Linked DNA regions of Homo sapiens: region 1 is linked to region 2. A link is a contact called in ENCODE Hi-C or POLR2A ChIA-PET data. All regions are on one chromosome and are shown on one strand. Each heading gives the region's core, a stretch centred on a gene start or an enhancer-like site at or near the end of the contact. The rest is flanking DNA. Distances are from core to core; before and after follow the strand shown. Region 1 overlaps SORBS1 (sorbin and SH3 domain containing 1). Region 2 overlaps PDLIM1 (PDZ and LIM domain 1).

Region 1 (5,533 bases), core at 449-2,948, 43 kb after region 2:
AACCACTTTGTTGGCTAATTTGTTCCAAAAATTACCTGTATCAAGTGATAAGTTCTTTGATTTGTCCTAAAAGACCTGGTTAAGTGTTCCTGAGACAGATGTGGTTTCTATGTGCTAAGACTTGGAAAAATACTCCCACGTACAACTCATCCAAACATCCTCTGTGACTTCTGAGACATCAACTTTGTTCCCTTCCATTAGAGTCTGATATTTTTAGCATGAGATACGGTTGTGCTGTGCCCCCCTGGTCGCATTGGCCCCCTCCTCTGGGACTTCTCCTCCCACTGTATTCTTGTCAAGACCTTGGCTAGCAAAACTTCAGCACATAGCCTGCTTTCAACTACACTGAAGTTTATACTGGGACAGGACAATAGTGTTCCATTTTCAAAGTGTGTTACAATAACTCTCCAAGTCCAGTGGACCATTGAGCTGTTATCTGTCCAGTTTCCTTTTCCCCTTCTTAGAGCAGACACCCCTTCGCCCAGCCACTCCTCTCCCTCATTCTTTGAGGTTTTGGTTGAGCTGCCAATTCACCCACCTCGGCCTCCCAGAGTGCTGGAATTACAGGCGTGAGTCACCATGCCTGGCCAAAAGCCACAAAGGTTTTTACAAGTAAAGTTGCCTCTTTAGTCAAAGTGATTAGTCTAGGGAAGAGTAAATATCCAGGCTGGGCCTGCCAGCATCTGGAGTTGTTTTCAGGGAAAGCCAAATAGGAAGGTCCTTTTGCCTTGAGAATTTGGAGTCAGAGAGCTGGAAGGAGGCTGGAGCAGCTTGCAGCCATGTTTCCCACTGCTGCATTCAGTAGGTGAAAATGTAGCCAAACAAAACGCCAAGAATAAGACAAATACTGATGAGAAAGTTTGAGTCTCTGGATTAACTCCTGACTGAGACTAGTTCTAACGCCCTTTGGTATGTCTCAGCCAATGCAGTAGTGTTAGGTTTTGTTTTGTTTTTGTTTTTTTGTGAGATGGAGTGCAGTGGCACGATCTCGGCTCACTGCAATCTTTGCCTCCCGGGTTCCAGCGATTTTCCTGCCTCAGCCTCCTGAGTAGCTGAGATTACAGGCACACGCCACCACGCCTGACTAATTTTTGTATTTTTAGTAGAGATGGGGTTTCACCATATTGGTCAGGCTGGTCTCAAACTCCTCTCCTCAGGTGATCCGTCCACCTCGGCCTCCCACAGTGTTGGGATTACAGGCGTGAGCCACTGCGCCCGGCCTAAGCTTCTACCATTTAATCATTGAAAGGGCCCTCCCACAATTGACTCTTTGGGCCGTAATTATATTGGGAGAGATCTGCTCTCCGCAGGAGCATGTATTGAGATAAAATAACAGAGGGCTGAGGATGCAGTGAAGATCTAGAAAGAGGATGAAGAAGGGGTTGGCCAGTCAAAAGCGGGTGAACCAAGGAGCCCCAATTCATGGAAGCGGACAATGTAGTAGTTTTAATTGGGTGGTGGGAAACACACTTCCATGGACTTGGTGGGAGTATAATTGGAATTTTTGGGAAGTCAATTTGGAAATCTCTTAAGGTTTGAAATGTTCCTGCTCTTTAAGCCAATAATTTTACTCAAAGCAGCATTGTTGTTGTAAAAAGCTGGCAATAACCTTAAATACCTGCATCATCAATAGAGGATGGGTTAAGTAAGTTATGGAAACATGTCCAAGTTCTACTAAAGGAAAGTAAAAGTGTATGAGACTACATAAAGCATTTTAGAGACGTGTGTGTTTAGTATGTGTAGAAAAGCAAGCTGGGAGGACCATATATAGGAGTGATCTCTGTGAGGAGTGTTATTATGGAGAACTTTCACTTTCTATGTTTGTATGAAACCAGCATAATTTGAAAGATTAATTCATTGTTTCTGCCACTGTAAGAAAATGGTTTCCCTTCTTTCATTGTTGGTAGAACATATTCTGAGTTCTAGGATCTCTGGCCTCAAGGGCTTATTTATCTGTTTATTTGATAAACAAAGGATTGAGTGCCACATTAGACTCTCTTCTTGGTGCCAGGCATATATTAGCAAAACAGAGTCACTAACCCCATGGATTTTACAGGATTGCTTGTGGAGACAAATTTCAGATGGTGATAAGTGTTATGGAGAAACAGAGGAGGAAGAGGGGGATGGAATGCAGGGGGTGGGGACAATAGGTTCCTAGATGTATGTAAAGTAGTCACGAAAAGCCTCATTGAGAAGACAACAGGAAGACCTAAAGGAGGAAGAAAACCATGCAGCTCTTGGGGAAAGGGCCTTCCAGGCACAGGGGATTGCAAACATGAAGACCCTGAACCTCAAATGTGCTTAATGAGTCTGAGGCCATAAAGAGGGCTGTGTGGCTGGAATGAAGGAGATGAATTCAGGGGTTAGGGGGAGGGGAGGAGCAGTATGTCTATGGACTTGCCATTGTACCACATTAGCGAGATGAGAAGCCACTAGAGGGTTTTGGACCAACGTTAAGATGATCACTGTGGTTGCTCTGTCTAGACTAGAGGGGCAATAGCAGAAGCAGGGAGGCCAGTTAGACAGTTATTGCGATGATCCAGGTGAGAGAAAATGGCTTGGGCTACGATGGTAGAAATGGCTGGGTTCTAAATGTAGTTAGGAGGTAAGCTGATGGATTTGTTGGAGACAAGGGTTCATAGGGCCTGTGATTCAGGACCTAGTGTTAAGGACTGTCAGACCCTTGAAACAAGAGACTGTTAGGCCCCTCTCCCAGGGGAGGCCCAAGTACACTGAGTTACCCCAGAGGCAGCACTGCAAACTGGTGCTTTGAGTTGGAGGTGGAGGACAGAACCCAGGGGGAGAGGGTAGAGGCGTGAGCTTTCCTATTAGGGGACAGATCCATGCCTTGTGTGCAGCAGACCCCATCCCAGACTAAGATGGCAGTAGTTGTAGCCACGGGATGCCAGGGGAGACTGCATGCCTAGTGCCTTAACACATTTGGTTTGGAGGAGAAAAAGGACAGATTGCATTTTCGCCCACCCATACCAAGAGAGGACTCATAGCCAGATTAATTTGATTTAGAAAAACAAAGTGCTATGTCATTTCCCATACCCATGTTTTATAAAGCAAATCTAGACCCATTATACATATTTTATAATGTTTTACTTTTGTTTTTAAAGACATTTGTGCATCACTTTTGTTATCAGAACAAATACGAACATATTTTAGAAATAATGGCAAAATGGTCAACAGTAATCAATTAATTCAGAGGGTCAGGAGTTAGGTTATTGAGAAAAAAGTAAGGTAAGAAGTGGTGTCTTCAAGGAGGCGGCAGAAGGCAGATGGTAAATGATTAAGGATGGAAAGGAGGGTATAAGAAATTGAAGCAGTGAATTTAAGCTTCATTTGAGAAGCTTGGCAAAGGGAGGAAAGAAACAATGAATGACCAGAACAAACATATGCCACGCAATTCTGAATAAAGTTTATTAAATAATATGTACAGCAAATGTAGTAATTCAACACATCTATTTATCAAATCAATCCACTGCAATGAAGAAAAATAAATGAACAGAAAAATCTATGTCTGCATAGGACATGCTCTCAGTGTGTAATTTAAATGGCAATACTTTAAATTAATTGGTTATATATAATGTCAGTTATTTTTCTTTCAGAATATAACCTTTTTTGTAGTAACCTATTCTAGCAATAGGACTTAATACGACTGCAGATAAATAGGACTGCAAAAACCAAAAACCCAAAATAATGAAATTAAAAAGGAAAAAAAAACTGTAACTGAGATCAGAGTTACCTTTCCTCCCCAATAGAATACTTATCGTAAATTTTAACACTTTACAATGGCTATTTTTGTGCTAAAAATCTGTAGGTGAGTTATTTGGAATTCCTTCATTTAAATAAAAATGCAAAAAAACTTCATGACTTCCTTTACCCCCTTCCATTCAAATTTTTAAAATTATTTTTCTATACAAGGTAGGTACATGGGCTATACAAAGTTAAATATACATATTTACAGTCCCACTTCTTAAGCACATTATTTTTTTTTTCTTTTACTGATCCCAGAGAGACTGCAAAAGATAAGGAGTTTGGGGCTTGCCTTTACCCGGAAGCATGGCTAATATATCAAAATGTGTTGCAAGGCATGCCGCCAGTTAGTTGCACTTGCTATTAATAAACCTGTATAAACATTTCAGCATAAAAATAGGTACTTTATATTACTAAATGTCTGAAGACAAAAGAGCAATTGGAAATCTCTGTTTCTTGTTTCGTCATACATAGGAAGGCGACGTGATGCAAATTTTAACACAAGATTTTATTAAAGACGGGCAAATTGGTGAGGCATACCTGAATTTCTGGAGATATACAAATGCGTGAGGCTGGCATCATATGCAAATGTGGCTTTACAAATTGGTTTTATTTTCTAGCTGTATTTAAAGAGGTGTTCAAAATTCCCTACTAATCAAGAAGCACCCCTGAAAAAACTATGAGATAAGATAGTGTTATTAATGGTTTGCATCTAAAGACCAGGAAACACATTAGCCAATACAGTCCACAATCGGTGAAATGCTGCCGTGCAAATTGCACGTGCATATGCATTTTTACTATATTCCCTCAGAGACCGTAAAACAACAACAACAACAAAAAAAAAAAAACAGTGCTCTTAGATGGTGGAGCAGACCTTCCAAAACAACAGGTCTTACTCTTACTGGGTTTTAAGGAAATTCAGGAAGTCTCCTTCTACCCAGAAAGCTCACCCCCTCCAGTTCCATAACCTTTTCCCTTGGGATTAAGGCCCTGCTCTGTCATACTTAAAAACAAATGTCTGTGGGAAGAGGTAACTCATTCCTATTATCAATCATTTACACCTTAGTGTGAATGAATTAGTGGCAGTTTCTTTCCTGAGAACAGGATTTGAAAGAACAATAGGGAGAAAGTGAGGGTACTGTGGCTGTCTGGTGGGGGATGGGAAGCTGATGGGATCCTAAGATGGGTATTTGTGACAGCAGCTGAGGCACAGGCATTGAAAACAAATTTTGCCTACCTGTAAAGACTCTAGACTTTGGGACAATGGTCCTGGGGTAATTCTGAGATATATGCAGACAGCCAGGGGTTCCGTACACAACCCTACCACCTAGAATTGCTACTCCTATTTGTGAGCTTGGATGTGTATCTGTGGGGGAAGATGAGAGTTTAGAGACTCTGGAAAATATTCCAAGTATTTCCAGCTATGAACTACCCTCAGACAAAGGTTCTTCCAGCACCCTAGTTGTTTAAAAGTGAGCTAATGGAGATGGCAATATGACAATGCTTTCTAGGATCCCTCCAGGGAAAATTCATCTCTCCCTCCCTCACACCCTTCTTAGCACATATCACAGTCTCTCTTGATTAAGTTCATTTTCCTGTGTCAGTCTCCCCAATCACCTCTGAGTTTCTGGTGGGCAGGGAATGGGTCATTTCTGTATTTGTCTCACTCAGGATCTAAGAGAGGCCGATAAACATCCTTGAATTGGACAGAGTTGTGACCAAGCAGCCCGGGCGTCACAGGGGCCTCTCTCTTCTGATCTGGCCCCCACAA
Region 2 (5,146 bases), core at 2,415-4,914:
TGACAGAAGAGGACATGCCTCCTCAGTCCCCAGCAAGGCACTTCCTCAGACACCTCTCCCCTTTCCACCTGCAGCCCTACCTCTCCCCCAGTTAAGCCTGCCTCTGTCCCCAGATCAGAACCTATTCCTAGGACAAGCATTTATATCCTCAGGGACCTCTCTTCTTTCATGACCTCTGGTCCACTCTAGGGAAAAAGCAAACACTGCTTCACCAAAACTATGCAGCATGAAGTATTTCTCCCTTGCTTAGTTCAGATGGTGGACATAAGCACAGGCTACTCTAGATTCCCTCAAACACTCCCCGACTAATAATACTGAAGAATTTCTCGGGAAGCAGCAGGCCTGTCAAGGAAGGACTATGTTCAATTAGAAGATGATGACCACAGAAATCAAAACACAAATAAAAACAGTTCTGGAGGATTAAGTGATTTGTTTGTGCTTAACACAATGCTGGGCATTTTACGTATTAATTCTTACTTTTACAGACACCCTATAAAGCAGGAGGTATTGTCCCCTTTGTGTAGATGAAGAAAATGAACACAGAAGTGTTCTGCTAATGTAGTCATTTTTCTCCCTGGAGTAGTGGCTCTTGCACCTGCCTGGGCAGCCCTGGTCCTGATGTGAAAAGCCCCTCCCAGGAGCGGCTCAGAGGAGGACTCCTGGGCTACTTACGGTCTGCTGTTCGCCTCCACCCCGCTGGCAGCAGTCTTTGACTCCAGGGCATTGTTGAAGTTGGAGATATTTTCAGAAGAGTAGAGGCCAGCTGGGTTGTTGTACTGGTTTGTGATGACCCTGGCAGTAGTGCTGGAGGCAGGCGAGGCGGTAAAGGGCATGGCACTTCGGTTGTGGGCGCTTCCTATGTGCAGGACCTCCTGCAGGCAGGGATCAGAGGAGAAATCAAGGGGGGCATCCAATGCAAACCCCTTGATGGGCAGTGCAGGCTGAGCGCCAGGGAGAGGTGTTCCAGCTGCTAAGATGGCCCTAGTTCAACCCAAACTTTAGCTGAGGGACACTGACACACCCACTGAGACACACGGGCAATGACTGGGGAAGTTTCCCACAATGGGCACCTGTGCGAGTTCACACCCCCTGAATCATCTCTACCTTCTGATTCTTCCTTGAGGCCCAGCAAAGCCTGCCCTCTAAGGCACCCTCGGGCAGGACAGCCCTTGATGCTTTGGGCTGTAAGATTCAAGTCAGAGCTAAAACACGCTTTCAGGGCACATACCAAAGAGATTAAAGCACTAGGTGAAGAGAAATATGCAGTCACTTTGGTCAGTGCAAAAGCAGGAGATGATAAAAGGTGGAGATAAATTCTCCATAAGTGAGCAAGTTAGACAAGCAAGGTAAGAGGGTGTGGTGTCACAGGGGAAGCAGCTGCTGACTAGGCAGAGATGGTCTCAGTCTCCTGCAGAGCAAGGGTAAAGGAAATTAAGGATCTATTGTTTCTTCTGGGAGAAAGACAAGGCTAATCAGATAGAAGGTCGGGGATACCTGTTACAGGGGCGGTACCCAGCAGAGCTGCAGAAAAGGACTTTTGAGTTCCTTGTGTTCTCATTCCCCTCTTTCTGTAATTTGAGAAAGTTCCCTCCACCCCCACCCTAGACTTGTTAAGAGTCAGGTGAATAATTACTACAGCTACAACATCTCAGAGCTCCTTTACAAACCCGCAAAGCCACTTTGGAAATTAACATTCCTGTTTTCTAAAACTACAGCTTTTCTACTTTTTCTTTCCCTCCTGCCAGCATCACAGCTTTTCTGATAGCCCAATCAGCAAGGTCCTTTCTATATGGGTGTCTGGACAACCCATGGCTTCTAGGTGATGCATGCTCTGTGCAGCCAGCTGAACTCAAAATGTGTCTTAGTGTCTGTGTTTTCCAGAAAAATCTTCCTGAACTCTAGTCTCTTTCTTAAAACACCCAGGCCCAGAACAGCTGCCTCCAAAAGAGTTCCTGTCATCTGTTGCACTTCCTTTTTTCTCTCCTTTTTTGTTAAATATTCAAGTCTTTTATGCTTTCTTAAAAAAAAAAAATCATGAAAACTAAAAGCTTTATTGAGTACCTAATTTAAAATAAAAGAAAACAACCTGAAAATATTTTTATGTTTAAGACTTCTCTTTTGGGCCGAGCGTGGTGGCTCACGCCTGTAATCCCAGCACTTTGGGAGGCCGAGGCGGGCGGATCACCTGAGGTCCGGAGTTCAAGACCAGCCTGACCAACATGGAGAAACCTCATCTCTACTAAAAATACAAAAATTAGCCAGACATGGTGGCGCATGCCTGTAATCCCAGCTACTCGGGAGGCTGAGGCAGGAGAATCTCTTGAACCCAGGAGGCAGAGGTTGCGGTGAGCCGAGATTGTACCATTGCACCCCAGCCTGGGCAACGAGAGTGGAACTCTGTCAAAAAAAAAAAAAAAAAAAAAAAAAAAGATTTCTCTTTTGGCTGGGTGCAGTGGCTCACGCCTGTAATCCCAACACTTTGGGAGTCCAAATCAGGAGGATTGCTTGAGCCTAGGAGTTCGAAACCAGCCTGGGCAACATAGTAAGACCCCATCCGTAAAAAAAAGTTAGACAGTCAAGTAGCCTGTAGTCCCAGCTACTTGAGAGGGCTGAGGCAGGAGGATCATGTAAGCCCATGAGATGGAGGATGCAGTGTGCCATATCGTGCCACTGCACATCAGCCTGGGTGACAGAGCTAGACTCTCATCCCTAAAAAAACAAAACAGGCCAGGCACGGTGGCTCATTCCTGTAATCGCAGCACTTTGGAAAGCCAACGCAAGAGGATCACCTGAGTTCAGGAATTCAAGACCAGCCTGGCCAACATGGTGAAACCTCGTTTCTACTAAAATATAAAAATTAGCTAGGCGTGGTGGCACCTGCCTGTAATCCCAGCTACTCAGAGGCTGAGGCAAGAAAATCACTTGAACTCAGGAGGCAGAGGTTGCAGTGAGCCAAGACTGCACCATTGCACTCCAGCCTGGGTGACAGAGCAAGACTCCATCTCACAAATAAAAAATAAAAATAAATAACAAAAAATAAAAAACAACACAAAACTTCAGCAGTTATCAAAGAGTAGTTAAGTAAATTTTATGGCACAGCTACCCAAATAAATAATATATAGTAATTAAAGGCTATGGTCATGAAGACAGAGATTTACAGATGGGTGGCCTGGTACCCTTGCCTACATGTGCCGCAGCCAGGATGGTCATTCTTTCTTCTTCTCTCCATCACCATGGCAATTCCTAGGAGCAGCAGAGGATGCAGAGCCCCAAGGAAGGGTCTTTATTTTTCCGCCTTGGCTCAATTTTTCCCTGCAATTTCCTGTTTGGCAAGGAATACCCCTCTAAGCCCATTTTTCATCTTTAAAATGAAGAAGATAAAGCCTTCTTTACAAGGATTTGTGTGAGTTACTAGAGTGTCAAGTACAGTGCCTGGCTCGTGGCACATATTCAACCAGGGTCTGTTCCCTTCTCCCTCCACCGAAACACATTTCCAATTAGAATGGAAGTCAATGGAAAATTCAGGTTGAAAATTCGGATGATTTCACTTTCTAAAGAATCTTTCAAGAATGCATCTGGTTTGTACATAAAAGGAATATCTCTACCCTCATCTGAATACTGACTGGTCTTTCCAGAAAGCAGGCAGATTCAGGGCTTGCCTTTTAGAAGGGATGATGTAATTGTTTGGGCTTTGTATTTATCAGTCTCCAAGGAAACTCAATAATGAGGAAGTACAAACTAGGTGTGTAACTATGCTGACCTCAGATAAGCTGGGGTGTTGGTTGGCATTACATGAACCAACAGATCTTTTTATTATAGATGAACTCTGCTCTTACTCATTTATCCTCTACTTTAGAATGGCTGGAAGTAAAAGACTGGAAAAATGATGGGTGAGAAGTTTTTCTTACAGTAATAAAGCATTACTAGAATCACAAGAAAAATACAAGGGTTTAAAGTATTTGAGAATTTTTGTAATCTGAAGAGAACTACCTTCAAAAGATTAATACAGGTAACTACAGATTTAAAATGAAAATTCAAATATACTACAAATGAAAACTATAACTGAAATTTACATAATTACCTTATTTACATGAAAATGAGGATTTCAGATAGACCAAGTTAAAACGAAATCATTCCTTGTGTGTTATAAAATATGTAAAAATTAAAATTTAACAATTAAAATTTAACATTTATGGTAAATTTAATGAAGTAGCTGAGAACTCCCAAGGAAACTGAAACTAACTGTGGCATGTTTTAAATTAGTTTGCACAACTGCCAGTGTATAGACCAAGTGCCATTTTACGAACTTTCCTGAGAGGAGTTGTATAGAAGAATATGTTCACATCAGTTTTGAAATGATGCAAAATGATCCTTAAAATGACTCTTGGGATTTTTAATAATTATTTTTACTATCTTAATGGCAAAAATTTTATGTGACTTCGTTTTTGAAATTTTAATGGATTCTATTTGAGAAAATATGACTTATATCCAACCACCCAATTAACACACACTAATATACCAAGTGAGTTCAACTTCATACAAGTTTCTGTTTTATGTATAAAAGATAGCTAGCTATATATTGTATTTTAATTACATCTTAATTCACCATAAAAACTAAATAGTATCCCAAATTTAGAAAAATAAGTTAAATTTCAAATCTTCAACTTGGGTCAAATGCATAACCATCACAAACCAGTGTAAAATTTTCAAAAGGCATTATCAACATACCTAGTTTATCATTACTAATTCATTAATGTATCCAACAGACACATACTTTGAGACAAGTAGCATGTTGGGTGTGAGGAATTTTACAAAAGATGTTCTAAACATCTCTAAGTTTGTCCCTTATTTCAAAAACAATACCCATGCCTTGTAGATTATTTAGAAGAGGCACATAAGGCAGAAAGAAATAAAATCACCTACAATCCAATAATCCAACTACTGAGAGATTTATTCACAAATATGGGATCTTAGGGCAGTCTACTGTCCTGAGAAATTCTATCTGGGTGACAAATTGTACACTATGTACTGCTTTTTTTTATATTAATTGCTGCTTTATTTTAGTAATTTTAAAGTCTCACTAGAAGTTTCACTGTAACAAAAATAGAGATTTCCACTCCATGGCTCATGGAAACCAGACAGGGGC

The links. Hi-C counts contacts between places; a loop is a spot of excess contacts on that map. ChIA-PET counts read pairs that join two places held with the same protein, here RNA polymerase II (POLR2A). Pooled maps may share reads with other maps.
Region 1: a loop to region 2 is called in a map of MCF 10A, with 4 times the contacts of the local background. The contact joins two enhancer-like sites. A Hi-C loop is called at or near these places in 3 of 168 maps with a recorded cell type or tissue (MCF 10A, PC-9 and mammary epithelial cell) and 5 of 50 pooled maps. POLR2A ChIA-PET finds 5 or more read pairs at or near these places in 11 of 52 experiments (AG04450, Caco-2, H1 and 8 more).

Annotation. Positions count from the first base shown.
Region 1 is chr10:95,308,371-95,313,903 of GRCh38, forward strand. SORBS1 (sorbin and SH3 domain containing 1) reads right to left here. Exons shown (of 33, transcript NM_001034954.3): 33 at 3,403-5,533. Among named protein-coding and RNA genes, the nearest start is that of PDLIM1, 20 kb to the left of the region's middle. RefSeq lists an enhancer at 1,781-1,960. Within about 2 kb of position 1,699, at least 2 of the 41 ENCODE cell types and tissues checked have a DNase peak (open chromatin) inside an H3K27ac peak, as active enhancers do.
Region 2 is chr10:95,263,192-95,268,337 of GRCh38, forward strand. PDLIM1 (PDZ and LIM domain 1) reads right to left here. Exons shown (of 7, transcript NM_020992.4): 4 at 673-872. Among named protein-coding and RNA genes, the nearest start is that of PDLIM1, 25 kb to the right of the region's middle. RefSeq lists an enhancer at 1,119-1,894. Within about 2 kb of position 3,665, at least 7 of the 41 ENCODE cell types and tissues checked have a DNase peak (open chromatin) inside an H3K27ac peak, as active enhancers do.